4 separate regions of the Homo sapiens genome follow, and regions 2, 3 and 4 are each linked to region 1. Evidence: chromatin contacts called from ENCODE Hi-C data. All regions are on one chromosome and are shown on one strand. The core of a region is the stretch at or near the end of the contact, and the rest is flanking DNA. Distances in the headings are between cores, read along the strand shown.

Region 1 (5,776 bases), core at 1,008-3,507:
AAATATATATTTATTTTCAAAGGATTGGGCATTAAACTGTATGCAGTGTATTTTATAAAATAATTGAAAGAAGACACAAAATTAAAAATGGTATGAAGAAAGGATAAAATAAGTTGGCAGGAATAAAATCAAATATGTCAATTATGATAGTAAACTCAAATATTTTAATCCCTACTCTCTTACAGCAAAGATTTGTAGATTAGGTAAAAAATTAACAAAATCATAAATCAAAGTGTATGCTGCCCCAAAGTGACAAATCTGACTCAAAGGAATGAAGAAGAATAAAATGTAAAGGGTTGTCAAAGATTTATCAAGCATATAGAAAAACGGCATGGTAGCCTAAATTTCAGACTCAGCAGAATTTAACACAAAACAACTAAACAAAACAAAAAGGTCATATGATTTTCTTTTTCTATAATTTGAATGTTAAGGAATATGTGAAGTCATGAATTTTTGGTCAATATCACTCATTATCAATATATATGACATAAAAACTGTTAGAAACAGATGAGAAGTTGATTACTATTATGAGAAAGTCTAAGCAGTATTATATAACTCAGAACAAAATAATTAATAAGGATAATTTATTTAATATGTCAACTTTGCCTCTTACTCTAATCAACCTTCTCTAAACTATCCACAGAACATTTATGAAAAATAGAGATATCCATCATATACTAGATCATGTAAAAAGCATTGAAATATCAAGAGAGGGCTGGGTGTGGTGGCTCACGCCTGTAATCCCAGCACTTTGGGAGGCCAAGGTGGGTGGATCACGAGGTCAAGAGATCAAGACCATCCTGGACAACATGGTGAAACACAGTCTCTACTAAAAATACAAAAAAAAAAAAAATTAGCTGGGTATGGTGGTGCACGCCTGTAGTCCCAGCTACTCGGGAGGCTGAGGCAGGAGAATTGCTTGAACCCAGGAGGCAGAGGTTGCAGTGAGCTGAGATCATGCCACTGCACTCCAGCCTGGGTGACAGAGCGAGACTTTGTCTTAAAAAAAAAAAAAGAAAAAGAAAAAGAAAAGAAAAGAAATATCAAGAGAACAAAAAGATAAGTCATAGACAAGGAGAAAATATTTGCAAAAGACATATCTGATAAAGTTCTGTTACTTAAAATATACAAATAACTCCTAAAACTCAACAATAAGAGAAAAACAATTTAAAAATGGCCCAAAGATCTTAACAGATGCCTTATTAAAGAAAACATACAGATGGCAAACAAGTACATAAAAAGATGTTTCATATTATATATTGTCATCAGGCAAATGCAAATTAAAACGATGAAATACCACTATACGCTTGTTAGAATGGCTCAAATCCAGAACACTGAAAACACCCAACACTGGCAAGGATGTGGAGAAAACACAGACTTTCATTCATTGCTGGTGGGAATGCAAAATGCTACAGCCTCTTTGGAAGACAGTTCAGCAGTTTCTTACTGAACTAAACATACTATATGATCCAGCAATCACACTCCTTGTTATTTACCCAAAGGAACTGAAAACTTAATGTCCACATGAAAACCTGCAAACCAACGTTTACAGCAGCTACATTATAATTGCCGAAACTTGGAAGCAACCAAGACGTCCTTCAGTAGGTGAATGGTTAAATAAACAGTGGTACATTCAGACAAGGCAGTATTACTCAGCAATAAAAAGAAGTGAGCTCTCAAGCCATCAAAACACACTTAAAAAACTTAAGTGCATATTCGTAAGTGAAAGAAACCAATCTGAAAAGCCTACACACTGTATGACACTCTGGAAAATGCAAAACTATGGTGACAGTAAAAAGATCCGTGCTTGCCAGGGGTTGTAGGGAGAGAGGGGTGAACAGGTGGAGCACAGGGGATTTGTAGGGCAGTGAAACTACTCTATATGTTACTGTCATGGTGGGTACGTGTCATTATAAAATTTACCAAACACATAGAAAATACAATACCAAGAGTTAATCCTAAGGTAAATTATAATAATTACTTTGGGGGATAGTGCTGTGTAAATGTAGGTTCCTGACTTGTAACCAATAGACCTACTGTGGTGGGGTGGGGGATGATGACAGGGGAGGCCATGCATGGGTGAGGGCAGGGAGTATATGGGATCTCCCTGTACTTTCTGTTCAGTATTACTGTGAACTTAAAAGTGCACTAAAAAATAAAGTGTATTACAAAAAGCATTGAAATATCACATGTTTTCTACAAGCTATGGTCTGTGGTCATAATTCCAAAAAAACTTGTAAGAAATATAAAAAAAAATTACATGAAAGAGGAATCTTATAACTCAGACTACACTTTGAGAAGCAGTGAAAATGAAAGTAAAACATGAAACCTGTTACAGAAATGAGTGAAACAGAAAACCGCAAGTTTCAATCCTTATTTAATTCTCGTGTTTTATCTTTATTTGCAGACAAGATGAAGGAGTCTCCAAAAGGTTAAATGACCTACGCAAAGTCATACAGCCTATAAGTGTCTGAATCAGGATTTCACTCAGATCTTCTGCCTCCTAGTCCAGGGCTCTTTTTAAGATATACCAGTGTCTCCCTATTGAAGAAACACTAAGATTAAATTTGGAAAACATTTAATTAGCTAAACCCTTAACTCTAAAATGTTGTTTTCATATTTTAAGGTTTCTGAAATTAGGATCAATTTTAAAATGATTTCTTTATAAAAAAAGATGTACTCCTATTGTCTGAGAATTGGCACATTAACATCAATAAAAATATCTACTGATTAGATTTTCTCCACAACGAAATTATCTTTAATAATAATGTGTGCAGCTGGATTTTAATTTAAATTCAAATCCTTCATTTGTATTAAAAATAGCTTTAGAAAGCACTGAAAAAGGCCATCATATATGCAAAGGACTGTCACAAGCAAAGCAATGCAGATAAAGGTAGTAGAAACTGCCAGGTTTCCTGGAGTAGATGGTACTTTTTAGAGATAGATGAAAGATCTGTCTGATTCAGCAAAAGGGCTATCTCTCGGGGACTCACATCAATCAGTCCCAAGCTAACTTCTAAGGTAAGCTGCTTATTTCGGAGAAAATTGTTATTCACTTACAATGACATTTTTCTAAAATTAAAATGTCCACAAAACTCATTCTTTTCTGTGCCATTAAATTGTAGTGTAATTTTCAAAGTGCTTAATAGATCAAAGATGATGAGAAAGGCTATAAAAATCCATGGGTGGTAGTGATCTTCATTTTAAAATAGCAAAAGCATTCCAGAAAAGTTTGTAGACACTGTCTATGAAGACTACAAATCACCTGGGATCTCTTTAGAATGCAAATTCTGATTAACTGGGTCTGAAGTTGTATCTGAAATACAATTTGATGCTGATACCGTTAGTCTACAAACCACACTTTGAATAGCAAAGGTACAATGGTTAAGAGGCCCATCAACTCAATGAGTCGAAGTTCTACCATTTATTAGCCATGTGATCAGATCCAAGCCATTCCCTTAAGTTCTCCTTTCTCCCTGGGTAAAAGAGAAATCTACCGCATTTTAAAAATACATTATAGGGTTGATGAAAAATACATGTGCAGTCTTTAGAACAGTGTCTAACGCATCATTAAATGCTCAATAAAATTAGCCATTACTGGCCGGGTGCGGTGGCTCACGCCTGTAATCCCAGAACTTTGGGAGGCCGAGGTGGGTGGATCACCTGAGGTCAGGAGTTAAAGACAAGCCTGGCCAACGTGATGAAACCCCGTCTCTACTAAAAATACAAAAAATTAGCTGGGCATGATGGCAGGCTCCTGTATTCCCAGCTACTCAGGAGGCTAAAGCAGGAGAATCGCTTGAACCCAGGAGACAGAGGTTGCGGTGAGCCTAGATCGTGCAATTGTACTCCAGCCTGGGCAACAAGAGTGAAACTTCATCTCAAAAAAAAAAATTAGCCATTACTATTATTAGAAATAAAATACTGAGTGGGACCTGATGAGCCCTTGCAGTGCAGTGTAGTTACACAACTATCGAGCTACCACTGCAACCCTTAACCTACAGAAGAAGCAATATCATCCCTTGAATTCAAATTAAGTCTGTATATGATTTGTTCCTGGCCGGCTGAGTTTTCATTGGCAAAGCAAAGACATACGAAGGCTTAACTGGCAGGAATATAATGAATTTAGAATTTGAGCAGCTATATGGAGAATCCACCCATTTATAACTAAGAAGTTCCTCAACGGCTAAAGTCTGTGCCAAGAGTGTTTACTAAGTCAATCTGTACACAGCAGGGCTGCTGTCACTGGGCTTATTTCTGTCACTTTGTGACACCAGTGCTCCATCAGGCATGATGATTAAATCTACAACCTTTCATCTGGTAAAACAGGAAAGGTAATTTCAAGAGTTGCAATTGCATCACTGAATGTCTCTTGCTTTAAAAAATAAATATGCTGTCTTTGCCTCTGCATTTATCTACCGGCAGGGAACCATTATATACTGACAATGTTCTGTTTCAGAAGCATTATCTCTGAATAATTACCTGTTCCTTGTCTCCATGGAAAGCTGTACCGCAAAACCTCTTTTAATTTGGTATATGGCAGAATTCACAGATTGTATTTTATTACTATAAAAAAATACCTTTCTCCACCCCCTACGAAAATGAAGGTAAATGTTAGCCACGTCATGAATGATGCTGCAGTTTGGAACATTGCAGCCCCCTGATGGGGAGGTTCTCCTTCACCTTCCGGAAGCACTCATCAACAAAGGGAATCTGTGGGTGGCTCCAGCTGGTTGCAGGGACCAGAATTTGAAGGGAGAGGAAATCCCTGATGCTGGGCCTTCCTGCCTGATTCTCCAAATGGTGACAGGGATAAAATGCAGAGGGGTAGTGAGCGCTGTGTCAGGACTCGGCAAAGAGAAAGCACAGATGTTCACTGAGCTCTTCTCCCTTTCATTTTATTCTACCTCTGTTTTTCTTTTGGTCTCAATTCATGAGCAACCCCAGGTCAATCTGTATCCTGAGTCCTCACCTCCCTTCCATGGACAATTACTTCATTTCCTTTGGAATTACAGACTATTTTAAAATGCTTTCAGGTGAACACTTCAAGGCTCAGAGCAGGGAAAATAAAAGGAAGTGTAGTTATTGGGGCATAAAACATAAATGTTTATCTGGAGAGGAGTGGTTTGGAGGGAGCTGTGATTCAGGAAGTAACGGTGTTTGCTTTCGCTAAAGCAATAGTTTTCACATTTGCACAAGAACAGAAAGAAACCGGCAGAAACATTTCATTCCAAATGAAAGTATTAACAGATCCATGCTAAATAAAACATATGTAAGTGAATTTGCCCAGAGAAAGCAGTAGGTAGGGTAGGTAAAGCTCAACAAGCCCAGATTTCTTCTCACTCTCCAAAGCAACCTAGTAAACATCTAAGCATATCTCCAGGAATCCTGGTGGCTTTAGGTCATCCTGTACAAATCACTAAGCCACATGAATATAAGAGATTGTATACATTGTAAACTGGGTGGGGGGAGATGTTTAGCCAGTCTAATGGAATGCTTACAAAATTTGTTCTTTTAGCTGTTTTAAGCAATAGGGTTTTTAAAAATGGGATTTAAAACAGGGCCAGAAGGCCAAAAACAGGCCCAGAAGGCCAGAAGGTATACCCAAAAAAACTTTCATTCCTTTAAAATATTCTACAGTCAGACTACTTACCACACTGCCCTGATGATCTCACCTAATGTGAAGGAGAAAGGTCATTTGTTAATTGTCCACTTTTAAATCATGAGTCTCCCTTTAAATTTGTGCTCTGCGAAGGTTAAGTGTGATTACAACAGA
Region 2 (5,776 bases), core at 1,078-3,577, 970 kb before region 1:
TAAAAGAGAAGACTTATGCTTTCATTTTATTTCAATATTTTATCATCTGAATATTTATTACATGCAAATATCTAACATATATTTACCCTCCAAATAGTTGGTGATGAAAGATCCAGCATAAACTTCTATTCACTTATGGTGGGAGCTAAATATTGAGTACACATGGACACAAAGACGGGAACAACAGATACTGGGGATCCCAAAGGGAAGGGGTGGAAATAAGACTGAAACACTACCTACTGGGTACCACGCTCACTACCTGGGTGACAGGATCAATCACACCCCAAACCTTAACATCAGGCAATACCCCCATGTAACAAACCTGTACTTCTACCTTCTGAATCTAAAATAAAAGTTGAAATTATATATACAAAAAAGAATAAATATCATTGCCAAAATAGTTTAATATTTTTCTTGAGCATTTAAAAAAGTCACATGTAATTAGCCAGTCCTCTTATAATCAATTTTCACAACAAGGCTGTGGGGTGAAAATTATTGTTACTTTAGAGAGAGTAACAGAATAATGTGAGAAACAGATCTGGAAATTCTACCAACAAATTCTACCAAGCAGCACTTCTCCAAACTTTTCTGACCCTCTTATTATCCTGACAAAAGAACCGGTGAACCACTTATCCCAGCTGTTTTCCTCCCACTCATCCTATAAAAAGTAAACACACTCCACAGCTGAATGAAAAGCATTATTACTTTGTAATAAAGCCCCAAATGAGTTGATAGCTGTCATTGTTCTAAGTCTTTAAGTTATTAATACAACGACAACTATATAACTCCAGTTACCGGGAGGGAATTCAGTACCTGATCCTCTTCTGATTCACAAAAGATGTGCTGTACTCCAGAGTGGTGCTGAAGAACACACACCAGGAATCAAGATTCCCAGGGGTTTCTAAGCAGATTCGGCCAGACTCCCCCTCGTTACTTCCAAAATGCTACCTCAATAATCAGAAAGCACGATAAAGGATCCAGAAGGGAAGGGACATTGTGGGGAGGAGGATGAGTGTTTAGTGTAGAAAGGAGGATAAGATAGCCAGGGGCTGATCAACGAGAGATCAGCATACAGTAGGATTAGTCAGGGATGCTGGGAGATGGATCTTGAATAACGGTGAAATTTTATTACTGGATTTCAGTAAAGGGTTAAAAGTACAAAAGTTAAACTTTAAAGACTTTAAACAGAATGCTTTTAACGAGAGACAACATACTTTCAAAAAAACTACCTTCTGGTATGATACCTTGAATCTACAGATTTTAAAGTTGCCTAAGGCAAAAAACTAAGTAATTTTTAAAAACCGTCGTATGTTTTCAGGTTTAAAAAAAAAAAAGTCGCATATTTTCATAAGGTCTGAGAAGCTCGCCAAAACCAAACCTAACTGAATTCTCCTTATGTAAACGAAGACTAAGCCACAAGATTCAATGACCCTAAGCAAACACGCTGCAGAAGACCGTTTAAAAATAGAATACACAAAACTACCACAGGAAACAATTCCGGAAGAGGACTGGGTTATCTTCTGGAAACCCAGCTTTCGTGCTTAAAGACAAACTATTCTTCCCCAAACCAAATCTCCCGATCCCTAAACATTAAGTTCTCACATGTCAGTTGCCTATCTGGTGTCTCCACCCCACCCCAATGATAAAAGCTGTAAAATTCTCTTTAAAAACGTCAGGCTGGGACCGGTGTCCGAGGCACGAGGGGTAGGCAGAGGAAGGCGGCGTGGAGGGAAGGAGCCTGGGGGGTCCGGCCTGGCAGCGCCGAAGCGAGAAGGAAGGGGAGTCCCTGGGGCCAAAGGGGGACCCAGGCTTCCCCAGGCAGCCGCGCCGGGCACGCTGCTTTTGTTGAGCTGGGGGGACCACGGCCCAACCTGGGGTCCGGGCCCTCGCCCGCCCAGCGACCCTGGCACTGTGCGCCGTTGAGTCCCCTTGGCGGGCGCCCGTCCCTCCCGCGCCTGGCTCTGACCTCTGCCCACCCCGGTGCTGCCCACCCCGGCCCGGACTCGGCCGCAGAGCGGGGCTTTGGCCTGCCGGGCTCCGAGACTGTGTCCCCACCCGCGTCCCCGGCCGCCCGCGCCCCCGCGCCCGGGCCCTCGGGGGCCGCCTCACCTGCATGCCCGGAGCCCCCGGGTCGACCCCCGTGTCCAGGACTGCGATGAGCACCCCCCGCCCATCATACTCCGGGTAGCGGCAGAGGAAGGAGGCGGCTCCGGTCTCCTTCTTCGGCAGGAGACCGTGAAAAGGGAAGGGCTCCTCAGTCGCAGCGGTGGCCATGGACGCAGGATGGAGGACGAGGAAGCGGCAAACTGCCAGGCTGCGCGCGGACTAGCAGCGCGAGGACACCCGTGCGGCCTCGGGCCGGAGGCGGGGGCGAGGGGCGGGGTCGGCCCGTCTTCCACCAATCCCGGCCTGCCAGGGAGCGGTGGCCAATCACGTGCTGCTACGTAAGCCAACGGCGCCGCTCTCAGGAGCTAGGCCCGAGTATTGCCCGGGCTGCAGTGAAGGGGGAGGAGTCTGAGGACATTACTGGAGGGTTCGGATCTCGAACCTGGGGCCTTGAAGAGGCCCGCGCTTGGGGTTTTTAGGCAACAGCAGGCCTCCAAGCAGAGTCCTGGTGTCCCGGACCGAATCACTCCCCGAGAGACGGGCAAGGAGATGGACCGCCAGCCAGGAATAATGGGAACCCTTCGCTTGGCAAACGATAGTTTCCAAACTTAAGGTTGTGGATGAAACTTTTTGGTGCGGCTGCTGCAGGAGCCCCAGCCCCGGGGTGCTGCTGACCCGAGGCAAGGGAGCCGGCGCACTCACGCTTAGCCGCTAAGGAGTCTGCGGTGTCGGCGAAAGCTCCGGACATGATTTTGGAAGGTCGTAGGTTAAGGGGTGTAGACTTTGGGTTCCCCTGTGTTGTTATGCCCCTTTGATGGGGGTGAGGTGGTGAGGGGGAGCAATAGGGTGGAGACAGGCAATAGTTTCAGTCAACAGGAAGTGGGTTGTTGGTCATTCCGTCGCCTTTGTAGCCAGTAACAAAGCACGAGACTGAAATGGGCCCCTCCTATCCTCTGCTGATCCTTAGCTTCCGGGATTTCTGAAAAACATCTTTTTTTTTCCTCTTACACTGAAGTTTCTGATTGCTCCTTACGGCTGTCCACTCAATTATAGAGCCATAATTTTCAGTTTTCCAGATTCACAGTGCCTGCCGTCAGTTGCTGCAAGCTGCATAGTGGTCCTCTAATGATCTTTATGTCTATGCTCATGCCAGGGTAATCTTAGCCTTTTATTGTGCCGAAGACCCCTTTGGCAATCTGGTGAGGCCTATTTCTCAAGCAGTGTTTTAAAATGCATACAATGAAATAGATAGGATTACCCAGGAAATAAATTATGTTTAAATGCAGTTATCAAAAATACTAAAGGCAATTTTGTTATATAGCAGGAGCTTTACGTGTGTGTGTATAGTTACAGGTGTACTTCTTTTGCATTAAATAACAGGAGCTAGGGCCAAGGCTAATAAACTACCATAACTTCAAAATAGTGAAGAATATAATTATTTGGAGATAGCGGTGAAAACTGCACTACGATGAACTGATTTTTATTGGTGACATAACAGCATAACTACCCTGGTTTTTGCCTACATTCATACTTGATGTGAAAAAAATTAAGAGGTTTGTATCTTTTTTCTACGGAAGTTTTTGAACCCCTTGGATTCTGTCTATGGACACCAAGTTAAGAATACCTGGTATAAAGGAAAGCCTTATGCATGCGGTTTCCAACCCACAGAATTTCAGAGATCCTCCATTAAGTCTCAAAAATTATTCTTATGGCTGTGCAATGGTTTCAGCTGATTCCTTGATCATTTATTCAGTCCATAAGTCTTACACAAGCATGTTCTCTTTAGTGCAGAGGAAAAAGAAAAGTTGAATGTTTTTCTTCTTATTCCCAACTGTTTACATTACCTCTAGAAAAGAATTTCAAATTAACACAGACGAAAACAGAATAACAAACTCGCAGAAGACATTCAGTATAGAGCTTATAGTGATAGAACAGAATGGCTCCCAGTTTCAAGTGAACCATAGTCCAATCACTTCATTTTATAGATGAAGAAACAAAGTTAACTGACTGTCATGGATTACAAAACAGGTTGATGAAAACACGGGATTTGTCTTCTCACAATCTCTCCCCAGTATGTTCTACCACACCATGTGCATGACTTTGCCAGAGTATCACCCAATGAATAAATGGGGAATGAACAGTTTATTATGAAACCTAGGTGGCAGACTTTTTATTAGACTGCCGTAACAATGTTCTTTAGATTTTTCTTTTCCTTTCCTTTTCTTTTTCTTTTTTGACACAGAGTCTCACTCTGTGGCCCAGGCTGGAGTGCAATGTCACAATCTCGGGTAACTGTAACCTCCGCCTCCCGGGTTCAAGCAGTTCTCCTGCCTCAGCCTCCCGAGTAGCTGGGATTACAGGTGCATGCCACCACACCTGGCTAGTTTTTGTATTTTTAGTAGAGACGGGGTTTCGCCATGTTGGCCAGGCTGGTCTTGAACTCCTGACCTTAGGGGATCCACCCACCTCGGCCTCCCAAGGTGCTCAGATTACAGGCATCAGCCACTGCACCCGGCCAGATTTTTCTTTTTTTGCTTACATATCCCATAAACATGTTTTTAAAAAAGTTATGTATCCCTTTGTACAGCTGTAAAATGAAGTCTAAATTTGTCACAATTTTTTTTTTTTTTTTTGAGATGGAGTTTTGCTCTTCTTGCCCAGGCTGGAGTGCAATGGCGGGATCTCGGCTCACTGCAACCTCCACCTCCCGGGGTTCAAGTGATTCTCCTGCCTCAGCCTCCCAAGTAGCTGGGATTACAGGCATGTGCCACCACACCCAGCTAATGTTTGTATTTTTTTAAATAGATACGGGGTTTCTCCATGTTGATGTCAGACTGGTCTCGAACTCCCGACCTCAGGTGATCCACCCGCCTCGGCCCCCCAAAGTGCTGGCATTACAAGCGTGAATCACTGCGCCCGGCCTATCATAAATTTTAAAAATTATAAAGGATGTAATTTCTGGCATAGTATAAATATCGTCATTATTTAATGAAACTTTCACGTTTCTCATGTAAATATACCCAGTTGAGTGTAACTCTGATAGCTACCATCAACTATTTATAAAATATCTGAACACTTAAAAGCAGACATTTTATATCACTATTTCTTCTGGAAACTTTATTTCCATTCTATATGGAATTTTTTCTCATTGTAATTTGCATTTATAATGGAAAGGCATATTGATAATGTATCATCATCTGCAATAAAAATATATTAATTTTAAAAATTTTCCTGGAAGAAAAATGTTAAACTTATTCTTTTGGGTTATCTTTCAGTTATTACAAAGTTGATTACAACAACATGAGTAAGTCTTAAGCTTTGATTAAAAATTACAGGACAAAAAAATTTTTATTGAAAATAGAGCTCTTAAAAAGATGCTTGGTATAAATAAGTCATGCTTCTGTTAATGACAGGACTAGTTAAAAGGATAAGATTTGTATGTCTGTGTCTCTTGTAAAATTGAATCATCAATTCTTAAGAAGCGAAACCAGGATATATAAGTATTACATAATATGCCCAGAAAGTAATGTGAACAAAATTCAGACGTACGTTGAAGCTCCCATTTTAAGAATCACTCATATGACAAATGTCATCTTTTGCTCTATAACCTTTGCTTAAATTGTAGAAAAGATGGATTTAATGAGACAAATGAAAAGTGGTTTAACATAAC
Region 3 (5,776 bases), core at 1,506-4,005, 810 kb before region 1:
TGGAGGGCAAAGAAGAGCTTGAAAACTTTCCTGAGGCTTTCCTCCTTCCAGCTGCGAAAGAAAAGGGCTTTAGTTCTTCCCCTTCCTGTGAAGTCTGCATGCCAGATTCGCACTCTCCCCCAAGTTCTGGCCAGGAGGCTTCTTGCCCAGTTCAAATTGTTACAAAGGCCAGCTAAAAACCCCCTGTGGAGTTTTACCCCCTGTTCCTCTGGCCACCCTCCCTATGGATCCCTGTGGTGCCAGGCAGGAATGGGCTGCTTGGGGACCCAGCGAGCTCCCAGGGCCTTTCTGCTGCTTCCTCTACTCCCGTATTTCGCTGGGGTCGGCTCTCTAACTTGACTCAACTCCAGGTAAAGTCAGAAACTTCTCCCACAAACAGACCTTCAGCTTCTCCAGTGGGGGTGTGTTTTCAGGAGAGGAGGGCCTCCCTTTCCCACTTCTGTAGTTGGGGTTACTCATAGTATCTAGGGTGTCTTCGAGGTCCTGCAGGAGCAGTCAGCTTCCTTCAGAGGGTCTGTGGCTCCTCTCAGGATTGCTAGTTTGTTCCTGCAGTTGATCTGGAGCTAAAATTCACATTGCAAGCCTCCACATGCTGCTCTGTCCGGAGCTGCAATCTAGTCCTGCCTCCCATCCGCCACGATCCCTGCAAATCCCCACTAGTACTTCTTAGTTTAAAATTTGTCTTGGCTATATGAGGTTTAAAAAATAAGGTAACCAAATGATTTGTGAATATTCTATTTTATATGCTGTCTTGTTTAGTATGTCAGAATTTATTCTTATTTTTCACTCTTTCCCTAAAGCCTGAAAGAAGGGAAGAACAGGTTCCACATTCTCCCTATGAGACCTACTCATGATATATTCAGTTGTCCGTAATGTCTGACACCAGAAATGTTGGAGGGCTTCTATAGAGAGTTCATTAAAGTAAAGCTATTGAAGATATGTAGAAAGAAAAAAATGTTAATCAGATTAAGTCAATTTAATTATTTAATTTCACTTGTTGAACTGTCAGTATAAAGAAATTTGGGTCTGATATATTAAAGGTTAAGATGAATAGCAACCAGTCTATTTCAAGGAGATCTAATATTTCCATACCAATAGCAGAAGGTAAGGAAGAACTAGGTACTAGGTAACTTGCAGCATTAATCCTTTATTAGAAAATATTTTTCTCCCAAACTACCATTCAGTAATACTAATTTATGTTTATAAATCAATGTGGGTGGTTTCCTTGTTTGATTCAATGAGCCATGTCTTTAAGATTTGACACAGGGAGAAATACTTCCAAATTTTTTCCAGGTAAGTCTTTAATAACAGCAATGATTTGTCTAATTATTCCTCTGGTTTTGAACACAAATTAACAATTTCCCCCTTTTTAGAAATAATAACAAAAACATTTTAACTTTTTCTAGTTAAAAACACAGCAATGAGCATCTTTGCTTATAAAATCATACTACGTGTAAATTATTTTCTTGACAGTGCAATTTCAAGTCAGAAATTAGGATATAGAAAAAAATCCCACAGGAAAAAATAGGTCAAGATTATAGTGAGGTGGGAAAACAAGTAAGAAAAACTCCCAAAACAAGGTGCTATTTTTAAAATCTCATAAAAACAAGAGAAGAGAAAATTTTGTGAGCTTGAAAAAAAGTTAGTAGAGCTAGCTAACCAATCTTTCTTCTAAAATTTGGGAAAATAAAAAGAAGCAATAAAAACATATTGTGATGAATCCCATGCTATAACAAAGAGAAAAGAAGGGGCATGCTGGAAAGACATGTTTAGGAAAAGAAAAAGGAGTGTGTGTGTGTGTGTGTGTGTGTGTGTGCAATTTCTAGCTCTATCCATAAAGAGGTCAAGAAACAATGACCAGCTCACTATGAACACACATTCACAGCATCCAGACTATGGTCTCAAAGATCATTTCTATTTTTTAAAAAGAGGGGTTCTTGGAACATTGATTGTGGACAGGAAGTGTACAAAATGAAACTGGGACATTTTGACATACCAGATAGCATAGAAGCTATAAAAAGCTACTAGGTTTGTGTCAAAAGGACACAAGAGTCAATTCAAAGAGGCTTGTATTCACCAAGGGTAGGATAATTTGAACCTTAATAAAGATACAGATTTCAATGGGTTAAAAACTATCAAATATGTTTAAACTTAAGAGTCTGTAATGACTATCAACAAGAGAATATCAATCTATGTATCCTGCCTTTTCTATATAGCCGCTATCCCTGGGTAATCAAGTAGCAGATGAGCAGAAGTGTCGTTTTACAAAATTATTACAGCCAATAAGTGAAAACAAAATGATAGAATTAAAATATTACCATTTGTAAACTCCTGTGAATTAAAGGGTCCTGAGCATTGAGCATCAAAGGCTGCTAACATCAAGAAAGAGAAAGACATAATGTGCTTCATGATGAATGAACACACCACCACTCTAACCTTGCCAAAGGGATCAAATTGATTCTGATCAAGACTCTGGATCCAGCTGCCAATATGCAGGAAAAAGCAACATGTTGCCCTGAAGCATGAGAACTCACTTAGCAAAAGCCAAGCAACGGGAAACTACAGCTCACAAGTGTAGGCTCTTCCAACAAATGAGTTAGGAGAGAAGAAAAAAGATAGATTGAAAGGAAGTTAAAGGTATTGAAGGAAGACAGAGACCCTCTCATATTGTTTTATACTCAGTACCTGTTTTAAGAAAAAACAGCAAGGAAGTAAAACCAAAGACAGGCAGCCTGGCGCCAGGCCAGAAACCAGGTCTGAGCATGCCTGGCCTAAACCCAGTAGTTAAAAATCAACTCATAACTTAGAAACCAGTGTTATTCATAGATTCCAGACATTATATAGAAGAACACTGTGAAACTCCCTGCCCTGTTCTTGTTCTCTCTGACCACTGGTGCATGCAGCCTCTGTCATGTACCACCTGCTTGCTCAAATCAATCATGACCCTTTCATGTGAAATCTTTAGTGTTGTGAGCCCTTAAAAGGGACAGAAATTGTGCATTCAGGAAGCTCGGATTTTAAGGCAGTAACTTGCCGATGCTCCCAGCTGAATAAAGCCCTTCCTTCTACAACTAGGTGTCTGAGAGGTTTGGTCTGCGGCTCGTCCTGCTACAGTATCAATTTTAAGAAATGAGAAGGCTAAACTACAGTATCTAGGGATGTAAATTAGGATAACAAAACAATACAGTAATAATGTAAGGAAATGAGTCCTCTAAAAGCTGTGAGAGTAATTCCTCATGGAGGTAGAGAGCTGTGGTTGGTCCTGGACATTCTGGGGGCCTTCTGGAGTGGCTGGAGAGTTCTTTTTCTTTCTTTCTTTTCTTTTCTTTTCTTTTTTTTTTTTTTGAGTCAGGGTCTCACTCTATCACCCAGGCTGGAGTGCTGGAGTGTGCTGATGCAATCTCAGCTCACTGCAGCCTCTGCCTCCGGGGTTCAAGCGATTCTCCTGCCTCAGCCTCCGGAGTAGCTGGGATTACAGGCATGTGCCACCACACTTGGCTAATTTTTGTATTTTCAGTAGAGATGGGGTTTCACCATGTTGGCCAGGCTGGTCTCGAACTCCTGACCTCAGGTGATCCACCTGCCTCAGCCTCCCAGAGTGCTGAGATTACAGGGGTGAGCCACCGGGCCTGGCCTTTTTTGTTTCATTTTTTTTTTTTTTGAGATGGAGTCTCGCTCTGTCGCCCACGCTGGAATGGAGTGGTGCAATCTCAGCTCACTGCAACTTCTACCTTCCGGGTTCAAGCGATTCTCATGCCTCAGCCTTCTGAGTAGCTGGGATTATAGGTGCCCGTCACCTCGCCTAGCTAATTTATTTTTATTTTTAGCAGAGACAGGGGTCTCCCCATGTTGGCTAGGCCAGTCTCCAACTCCTGACCTCAAGTGATCTGCCCGCCTTGACCTCCCAAAGTGCTGGGATTACAGGCATGAGCCACTGTGCCCAGCCTGGATAGTTATTTTTCTTCATCTGTGAAGTGGGTACAGAGATCTTAAAAGAGACAAAATCAGAACAAAACTGACTAATTTGCAAGCAAGAAGCAAGAATGGAAAAGAATAGCGGTAATGTAAATTCAAGTACTTGCAGGATTGAAAAGAGAACTGTTTCTTAAACCTAATTATTAAAAGATAAAACTGAGGAATTTTTTTTTCTTTTTTTTGCTCCATCATCCACTGACACAGAAACCTAGAGGAATTTTTGGAATACAACCTAACTTTACATCTCGAGGAACTAGGAAAAGAAGAGCAGACTAAATCCAAAGTTAGCAGAAGGAAGGAAATAATAAAGATCAGGCAGAATTATTTCTACTAGAAAATCTATAGAAAAAATCAACAAAAATAAGCGTTGGTTTTTTGAAAAAATAGAGAAACCCTCAGCTAGACTAAGAAAAAAGGGGGGAGTTTTAAATAAATAAAATACAAATAAATGTGGAGGCTAATCAAAACTTAGCGTTAAGATGAGGATAAAATAAGAGCATGGTTGCCATATTCATTGTTAAAACTTCTGAAGAGATTAAGGTTTTCCCAGTAAATTCTTTTAGTTGGATAAAATGGCTGAAGAAAAACAGACAAACATGTAACTCTCCTATCTCTGTCTCATAAACACAATATACATGCATGTATGTTAGGTGTGGGACATGGAACAAGAAAATTGCCTGGAATAAAATAGGTAATAAACTATCTAGATTTTTGAGAGAATTTTGTTGTGCCAAGGGCCATCACTTGGACTAAAAGAGGCTGTAGCTGGTACTTAAAAAGCCACATAGGCACCCATGCTTCTGCTAGAAGGAAGCTGGCTAAGAAAGCTGCTCAGCTCTCAAGGAAGGCGTTTTCTTCAATGCTCTCTCAAGGTGTGGTTAAGGACGATAATGGACAAAAGGAGGACCCCTCAGAGAGCTGAGCAAAGGGGCACAGAGAGCAATGGGCTGGGAAGGTCATGTCAGAGAGGAGACCACATCTCACCCTGAATACGAGCCCCTCAGCACATATGCTCTGCGTAACTTTGGAATTGTTATTTACTAGTGACTTCTCCTATTTCTGCTCTTTCAGGAGAGGATAGTGTACAGGTGTTATCCCTTCCCATTGCCTTTTTGGAGTGTAAAGGGCCGATACCTTGTCTCTAGTTATCAAATCTCCAGATCAAAAGTCAGATCTAGACCCAATGTAGAGGCTGTTGTGCGTCACTTGGAGATCCTGAACTTTGAGAGTAGTGATTGGTTGGAAATTTTGGATATGTCCTTTGGGGAGAGGTTGAGTGTGATTTGCACTGAGAAAGAAGAGGAAAATAAATATTTGGCAGGCCCTGAAAAATTGCATGACTGCTTATCCGTTTCTGGTTTCTATTTTATTGGAGAAATTGCATTTCCTAACTCTATCAAGCTCAAGTGCAGTTATGAGATTTACCTTAGGCAATGTAGTGTGAGTGGAAATGATGTGTTTCACGTCTAAGAGGAAGGCTTTAAAGCTGGTGTATGCTTCTCCATACTCCTCCCCAGCCCATTCTGCTATAATTACTGAAAATATTCCAGTAGTCTGTCATAGTATGTTACTCACTGAAGACACAAGTGATGAAGTTATCTGAAAAATATTTTGAGGGAAAAGATAACATTATCTTCCTCTGGAAAGGTTTTTTTTTTTTTTTTTTTTTTTCCTTTTTGGGGGCACTAGAAACAAGGATTCCTTTAATCAGTTCCAAGACTTGAGATTATCTGCTCATCCAGTTGATTTGAACTTGGTTCAGCCATGCTGACTTAGACACAACCCTTGGCTGTCTGGGGAC
Region 4 (5,776 bases), core at 1,105-3,604, 770 kb before region 1:
GTGCCACTCCATGAACCAAAGGATGGCATTTTAGGTAGGCTTCGGAGTACTGCCTTGTTGGGAGAGTAGATTTTTCTTTTTTGAAATGTATATCCCAGTTAATAAGTGTAAAATTCAATGCATGATAATCTAAACTTAGTTTTAACAATGAAGATGACTTTGGCTGTACAACTTGTTCTCATCTTAGACAGCATCCATAACTGAGAAAATTTGTTCAAATGATGCAGTACTTTCTGAAAGTGCTAAAGCTAATTCTATACTATACTTCACGTTTCCTACAATGAACCATTCCTTTAAAATGTTCGAACCCAGTCTTCCATGTTTTAGCAACACAAACATTGGAGACTTTTGTGAAGTGTTTTTATACATATGGTAACAAGGACAACAACCAATGTTTTCACTCCTTTGCACATTTTGGCATCATACCTCACTCAAATTGACTCATACGCCTTCTATAAATACCACGTAGATGTCTCAAAATGGAAGCATTTATTCAAAATAGTGTCTTTTGCCTTAAGGGGAAACAGTTGGGCTGTTTGAACAGTCTAACAGGAGCTCTTCTCTTCAGTGTTAAACAAGTCATTGCACTGTGCCTATTTTTAATAAAACCTTTGAGCCCAACTCAGTATTACCTCCAGGAGGGACTGTGGAGGTAATACTATTTACCTCCTGTAAATAGGGACAGGGAAACACCTATTTACACATCTGCCTGCTCACTGCCATAGTCTGTGTGGTGTTCCTTAGGACTTGTGTACCAGGTACAAGGTTTAGTTATGTGTTGAACCCGGGTACTGAAGGGCATGGAGTTTTCTGAGGGAGACTTCTCAGCTCCCCGTATACCTCTAGAGATGCAATAGCTCTTTTGTATCAAGACCAACTATGTCCTGATGTTTTCCCTGTGTAGTTCTCTAGCTGCCACTATTTTTTTTACTTTGGTCAGAATGTAAAAGGTAGGATGATGAAGAGAAGGGAACAAAAGGAGGGATTCTTAGGGACTTCCTAAACTTGAAGGCAAAAAGGATGAATGTCGCAGACATGTTTTATAGGGAACAGTGAAGTTCTTGTTTGATTAGTCTGGTAACATCATGTAAGAAAGTCACCCAACAACTGCTGGGCACCACTGCCTTTGTCACTGTCTCTTGACAAAAACTCTGTTCACGACACATGGTAGGTTTTCAATACACTTTAATAAAATAGTGAAAAATAGGTATCTCTAGGATAGTGAACTATGGGACTACAAAGGGCAGGACGATACATTTTACTTGGTTAAATTCGCTTAATGCTTACTCCTTTCTCAAAGCGCCAACCAAGAATTTGGCTACTAAATAAAGAAAAAAGCTGTTAGTGGCTCTTTATCCGCCACGATAGGGTGCTCTGAAACCCGGTCCTGCAGACATTCCCTTGGCCCACATTTTATAGCTTCCTTCTCAGTCTCAAGGCCTGTAGTCTACTGTTCACACTCGAGCCTCTCGCAAAATACACAAGCTCAAAAGCTCATGGCGTTCTCCCCATCTGGCATTCTCGGCCTTAGAATAGCAAACGTTAGGGCACCATTAGGTTCATAGTTGCCAGACCCTTCATTTTCTTTTTTAATCTTTAATTTTCTTCTTAACAAGGAAGACATTCCGCAAAAAATAAACTCCCTCTTTTGAGCTCCTTTCTCTGAAGATGGTAACTGGAACTCTCATTAGTAAAGAACCTCGAGTTCCAGTTGCTTTGGACGGAGTTTCTCGCTTAGTATTTTGCTCTTTGGCAGTTTGAAAAGCAGTAATCTTCCAACTTCGCAGCTCCCTGCACTCGCGCCTACCACCCTGATCTATTTGGCTTTCTCCTTTTTGGAGCCACTTTAAAAGGTGCAGGGTGCTGGGCCGCTGTGGCCTCGGGCTGAGAGGCGGGGAGTTGGTGTCCGGGACCAGAAAGTTTGGCAGAAGCCACGGCTCTGGGCCCAGGCCCCGGGCTTCCAGAGAAGTGTGTCATTATTTGTTTTCTGCAAAGCCGCGAGCGGGCCCACGCTGCAGCTCTGCCTCCAGGCGTGGAACCCCTCGGTAATCCGGGTGAAGCTGGGTTCCGAGTGTGGACTGCTTCGGCTCTGAGGAGGAGGGAGCCCAACGGGCCAGGCACGGGCTTCCTCCTGGCTTTACCCATTGGCCCAGAGTCCCCGGTCCCGCCGCCGCTGCCCTCTGCTCACGGGGACCGGCCATCACCGCGCTCCCAGCCTCGGCTCGCCGGGGGCTTCGCTACGCAATGCGGCGGAAGCGGCCCGTTGGAGCCGCCGTAGCGCGGGAAGTTTCCGTTGCCACGGAGATGACCTCTGACCCTAGGGCGTCTCTGGGACCCGGCAGCTTGTGCTGTTGTTGCTATGGAAACCATGGCGGCCGGAAGCCGCCGCGCGGGAGAGACTTGGGGCGCGGGTCGGGGCTAGGGCTCCTGCCCTGGCAGAGATCTTCGCTCTTCCGTGGTGGCCGGGGACCGGGCAGTGAGCGGCCGGCTCTGCCGCCCGCGGGGCGCGGGTTTGCAAGGTCACTCCTCCGGCGTTGACGCGGGGGCACCCCATGTGCACTGCTGGACCTGAGGGATGGGAAAGCCACAGGTGGCTGCCTTGGCCCTCCCGGTCTGGCCTCCCGCTAGCGGGCGCCAGCTCTGGACCCGAGACCCATCTGAAGGAAAGGGAAGGGAGCTGGCGTTGCTGGTGATTCTGCCCAAGCTCAGGACTGGGAGAGAACGAGCCAAGTTCTGGTCTCAGCTTACACACTAGCTACTGGGAGACCCTGGGCGGGTCCTGAAGTTTTCTGGGCTTCAGTCCCCTCGGCTACTACAAGAAGGATATTGATTAGAGTAATCCCAGATCAGCCCCAGCTCTAATATTCTAGGTTCCCATAACGTTCACACCCAGTCCTGATTGTAAGTAAACTTCCCTCACCCCTTCCCTGTATCTCTCCCGGACTATGTTAACTATATATTTAAATTGTACTCTAAATTCAGAGACCATCAGAGATAAGAGGTTGACCTTAGCGATCACAAACAACCTGTTCCTTTTACAGGTGTGGCAACTCCTTCCCAGTGGAGGAAGCGACTGTTCCAAGAGCCAGTTTTGGAATTGTAGGCACAAACACAGGTAGAAGCTTTGAGCCTTGGGTGAAGAAACGCGTATTTTACTGGTGACACTAGGAAGAGCTCCTCATGCGCTTCATAGAATTGTGTGGTTGGTGCTGAAATAGATGGCATTCCATTTATCCATTATATTCCCCAGATACCTTTTCCTTAGACAGTTTTAAGATTTTCGGGGTAGGGGAGGGTATCTTCACTAGTTTATTTTTCCTTCTCTCATATCCATGCTATTGGGAAAAATCTTTCTTAAATCTTTTTTATAAACCTCATTTGTAAATTAAGAAGTTGAAAAAGATTATTTTCAGAGTTTATTACAACTCTGAAATTTATGAATTATTTCTTTTAGGTCCACGTGCTTTTTATCACTTTTTCAGTAACTACAATCTCAAAAAAACAAAAAACAAAACTTAGTAAACACTTAAAAAGTGCTGCTGTGTTTGAACTGTTGATGCTGGAGATACAGGGGTGAAGAAGAGTTCTTCCTTCAAGGAATTAGCAGGAAAGACAAAAGACAGGATCAATTATGATGTGGTGAACAATTCTGTGTAGGTGGACCAAGGTGCTATAGGGCCAAGGAAGAGGGGCATGGAAAGGTTTCTGGAGGGAATAAAACTCAGACTGAGTCATGAAGAATGACTAAGAGTTAGCCACGTGGTAAAGGCACTGGTTAGGCTGTCAAGGAAGAGAAAGAAGCATACTTTAAGCTTTGGGGGCGTCAAAGATTGTGGTGCAGACCGAGAATATCAAGTACAACTGAGAAATAGAGGGTGTTTCTAGGGAGTGGCAGGTAGTGAGTGGGGTTGCAAGGTAGTGAGGCACAGATCGTGAGCTCTCTTCTGTGTCATGATCATATCTACCCTTTAGACAACCATTATGACTACAGCGTGGAAAACAGCTCTGGGTTGGGCAAGGTTGAAGGTGGAAAGACCAGGGAGGAAGAGCAGTGAGCAGTGGTGAGCGGTCCAGAATAAGGCAGTGACAGGCACTAGAGAGGAAGTGAAGTCCATCCATCTTAGTGGCCAGTTTGAATTTGGGAAGGAAGTTGAAGGAGGAGTCTGGAATTTTCTGATTACAGGTTTTTGATTTGGACAGTTCTGGTGAGCTAGTCTTCTGGCCATTTGCCAACAGAACACTTCCATCTTCTTGAGACATGGTTGGCTGTCTTCTGACTGTTTATATTGAGGGGCCGAGGTAGCTTTTAACAGCAAGTAGGAGACTTAGACAAGCTTCTCTTTCTAGATTAAAATTTAAATGGACAGTTCTGGGAGAGTTGCTGTGGGATAAAAAGTTCATCTTGATTTCAAACCCGAAAATCCTTAGGACTGGGAAAAAATGCTTTACAATAAAGATATGCCAAAATGATTTTTTTAAACGATTATGTACAATTCTTTGTCAATAGCAGATGTTTTTATGGACACAATACTTTGTTCAGTTTGAGGAGTCAAGTAGTGCAATTAAAAGCCAAGTTTTCAGATTTACTATTCAGGTCTGGCAAGAAAAGAGAAGGAAGTATGAACTTTATTGAATTTACATATGTAAGTTTGCACACGTGCTTTTTTAGATAGGAATGAATGTAGTTAAAATGCCTTTTTTTCCTCCTGTAGCATTTTGTTGTCTGCACAATTATAGTGGATCACTGAAGTGTGTGGTAACCTTATCTGTAATGCTGCATCTTAAAGGTGTAGCTTGGGAGGGATTGTAATATCTGTTCTTTCCACTTCCTGTGTGGAGCACATGGTATAATATTGTACTTTAAGAAATATGAACATAAGAAGGCTTAAAGACTAAAAGAGAAATCATATCTCATAATTGTAGTCCTTTTTGTTTCAACAGCCACTTATTTGTAGTCTGAAACTCATCTTCTTTAGTTGTATTGCTGCTGTATACCAGGTGTTGTAACTTTTAAGCAAAGAAAGGACCCTGTCTGCTAGGAGAACTGAGTCAGTTTTCTACGTAAGCACTCAGTAGTAACCATCATTTGGCCTTAGCATTTTATTGTTGGGACAAATTGAAAGCAGTAACACAATATGCTCTTTCCTCCTTCATTGCTAAATGAGTTGATTTGTTTCCTGAGAAGTGATGTTTTCCATTAACTTGATTATTTTTTCTTGTACCTTTAAAAATTTTTTCAACTCACATGACAAGTAACATAAAATACCTCACATCTCAGACAAATAATAATGACTGTTAAATATTGGAAATACTTTTAATGAGATCAGTACCAAATGTTAGAGATATTTTAATGATGCAGTTAAGAAATTTGATATAGGATAAAAATTTTACATCATTATTGCTTATTATTATCTCTTTTCTAGTTTTCTTTTAAAATGTTGGGAATAATTTTAAACAACACAGTACTGAGGCCATTCTGGTACATGTGTGGCAGATGTGACTCTGTATGGGGGATACTAACTGTGACATGAATGCTATAGTTAGTATGTGGTCTGATATGCAGCCATAAAGTCCGCCCAGCTTTGTCAGACCGCTTGCCCTTTGTTGTAGCAAAGTGCTTTTCCAGTACTGATATTTCATCCCTTTGTCTCCTTCTCCCTGTATTTGTACTATCCGATTCTAGATTTTGTCCTTTTACATATTTTTTAGTCATGTTTTTCAAAAATTTTGTCATCAACTTACTCTTCAGGCAAGATCAGGATTAGTATTCAATTGG

What was found. Hi-C counts contacts between places; a loop is a spot of excess contacts on that map. Pooled maps may share reads with other maps.
Region 2: a loop to region 1 is called in a map of naive thymus-derived CD4-positive, alpha-beta T cell, with 4 times the contacts of the local background. The contact joins the promoter of TPP2 here to the enhancer-like site in region 1. A Hi-C loop is called at or near these places in 1 of 168 maps with a recorded cell type or tissue (naive thymus-derived CD4-positive, alpha-beta T cell), 5 of 37 single-sample maps with no recorded cell type and 10 of 50 pooled maps.
Region 3: a map with no recorded cell type shows a loop between it and region 1 (19-fold over the local background). The contact joins two enhancer-like sites. A Hi-C loop is called at or near these places in 6 of 37 single-sample maps with no recorded cell type and 3 of 50 pooled maps.
Region 4: a loop to region 1 is called in a map of CD8-positive, alpha-beta T cell, with 6 times the contacts of the local background. The contact joins the promoter of FGF14-IT1 here to the enhancer-like site in region 1. A Hi-C loop is called at or near these places in 3 of 168 maps with a recorded cell type or tissue (CD8-positive, alpha-beta T cell and naive thymus-derived CD4-positive, alpha-beta T cell), 3 of 37 single-sample maps with no recorded cell type and 14 of 50 pooled maps.

The regions. Positions count from the first base shown.
Region 1 is chr13:101,623,677-101,629,452 of GRCh38, reverse strand. All of the region lies in intron 7 of ITGBL1 (integrin subunit beta like 1), which reads right to left. Among named protein-coding and RNA genes, the nearest start is that of ITGBL1, 170 kb to the right of the region's middle. Within about 2 kb of position 2,257, at least 5 of the 41 ENCODE cell types and tissues checked have a DNase peak (open chromatin) inside an H3K27ac peak, as active enhancers do; they include CD8-positive, alpha-beta T cell, where a contact is called at or near this core.
Region 2 is chr13:102,593,537-102,599,312 of GRCh38, reverse strand. It overlaps TPP2 (tripeptidyl peptidase 2), which reads right to left and starts at 2,327. Exons shown (of 30, transcript NM_001330588.2): 1 at 2,110-2,327. The coding sequence starts at 2,274. It overlaps LOC107984588 (a long non-coding RNA gene), which reads left to right and starts at 2,371. Exons shown (of 2, transcript XR_001749984.3): 1 at 2,371-2,865; 2 at 4,912-5,776. RefSeq lists silencers at 1,814-2,103, 2,264-2,553 and enhancers at 2,624-2,683, 2,734-2,893.
Region 3 is chr13:102,437,495-102,443,270 of GRCh38, reverse strand. No RefSeq gene overlaps it. Among named protein-coding and RNA genes, the nearest start is that of FGF14-AS2, 46 kb to the right of the region's middle. Within about 2 kb of position 2,755, at least 3 of the 41 ENCODE cell types and tissues checked have a DNase peak (open chromatin) inside an H3K27ac peak, as active enhancers do.
Region 4 is chr13:102,391,097-102,396,872 of GRCh38, reverse strand. FGF14-IT1 (FGF14 intronic transcript 1) reads left to right here and starts at 2,354. Exons shown (of 4, transcript NR_036486.1): 1 at 2,354-2,519; 2 at 3,042-3,115. It overlaps FGF14-AS2 (FGF14 antisense RNA 2), which reads right to left and starts at 2,295. Exons shown (of 1, transcript NR_036487.1): 1 at 1,168-2,295. It also overlaps a transcript of FGF14 not described here. RefSeq lists an enhancer at 2,219-2,448.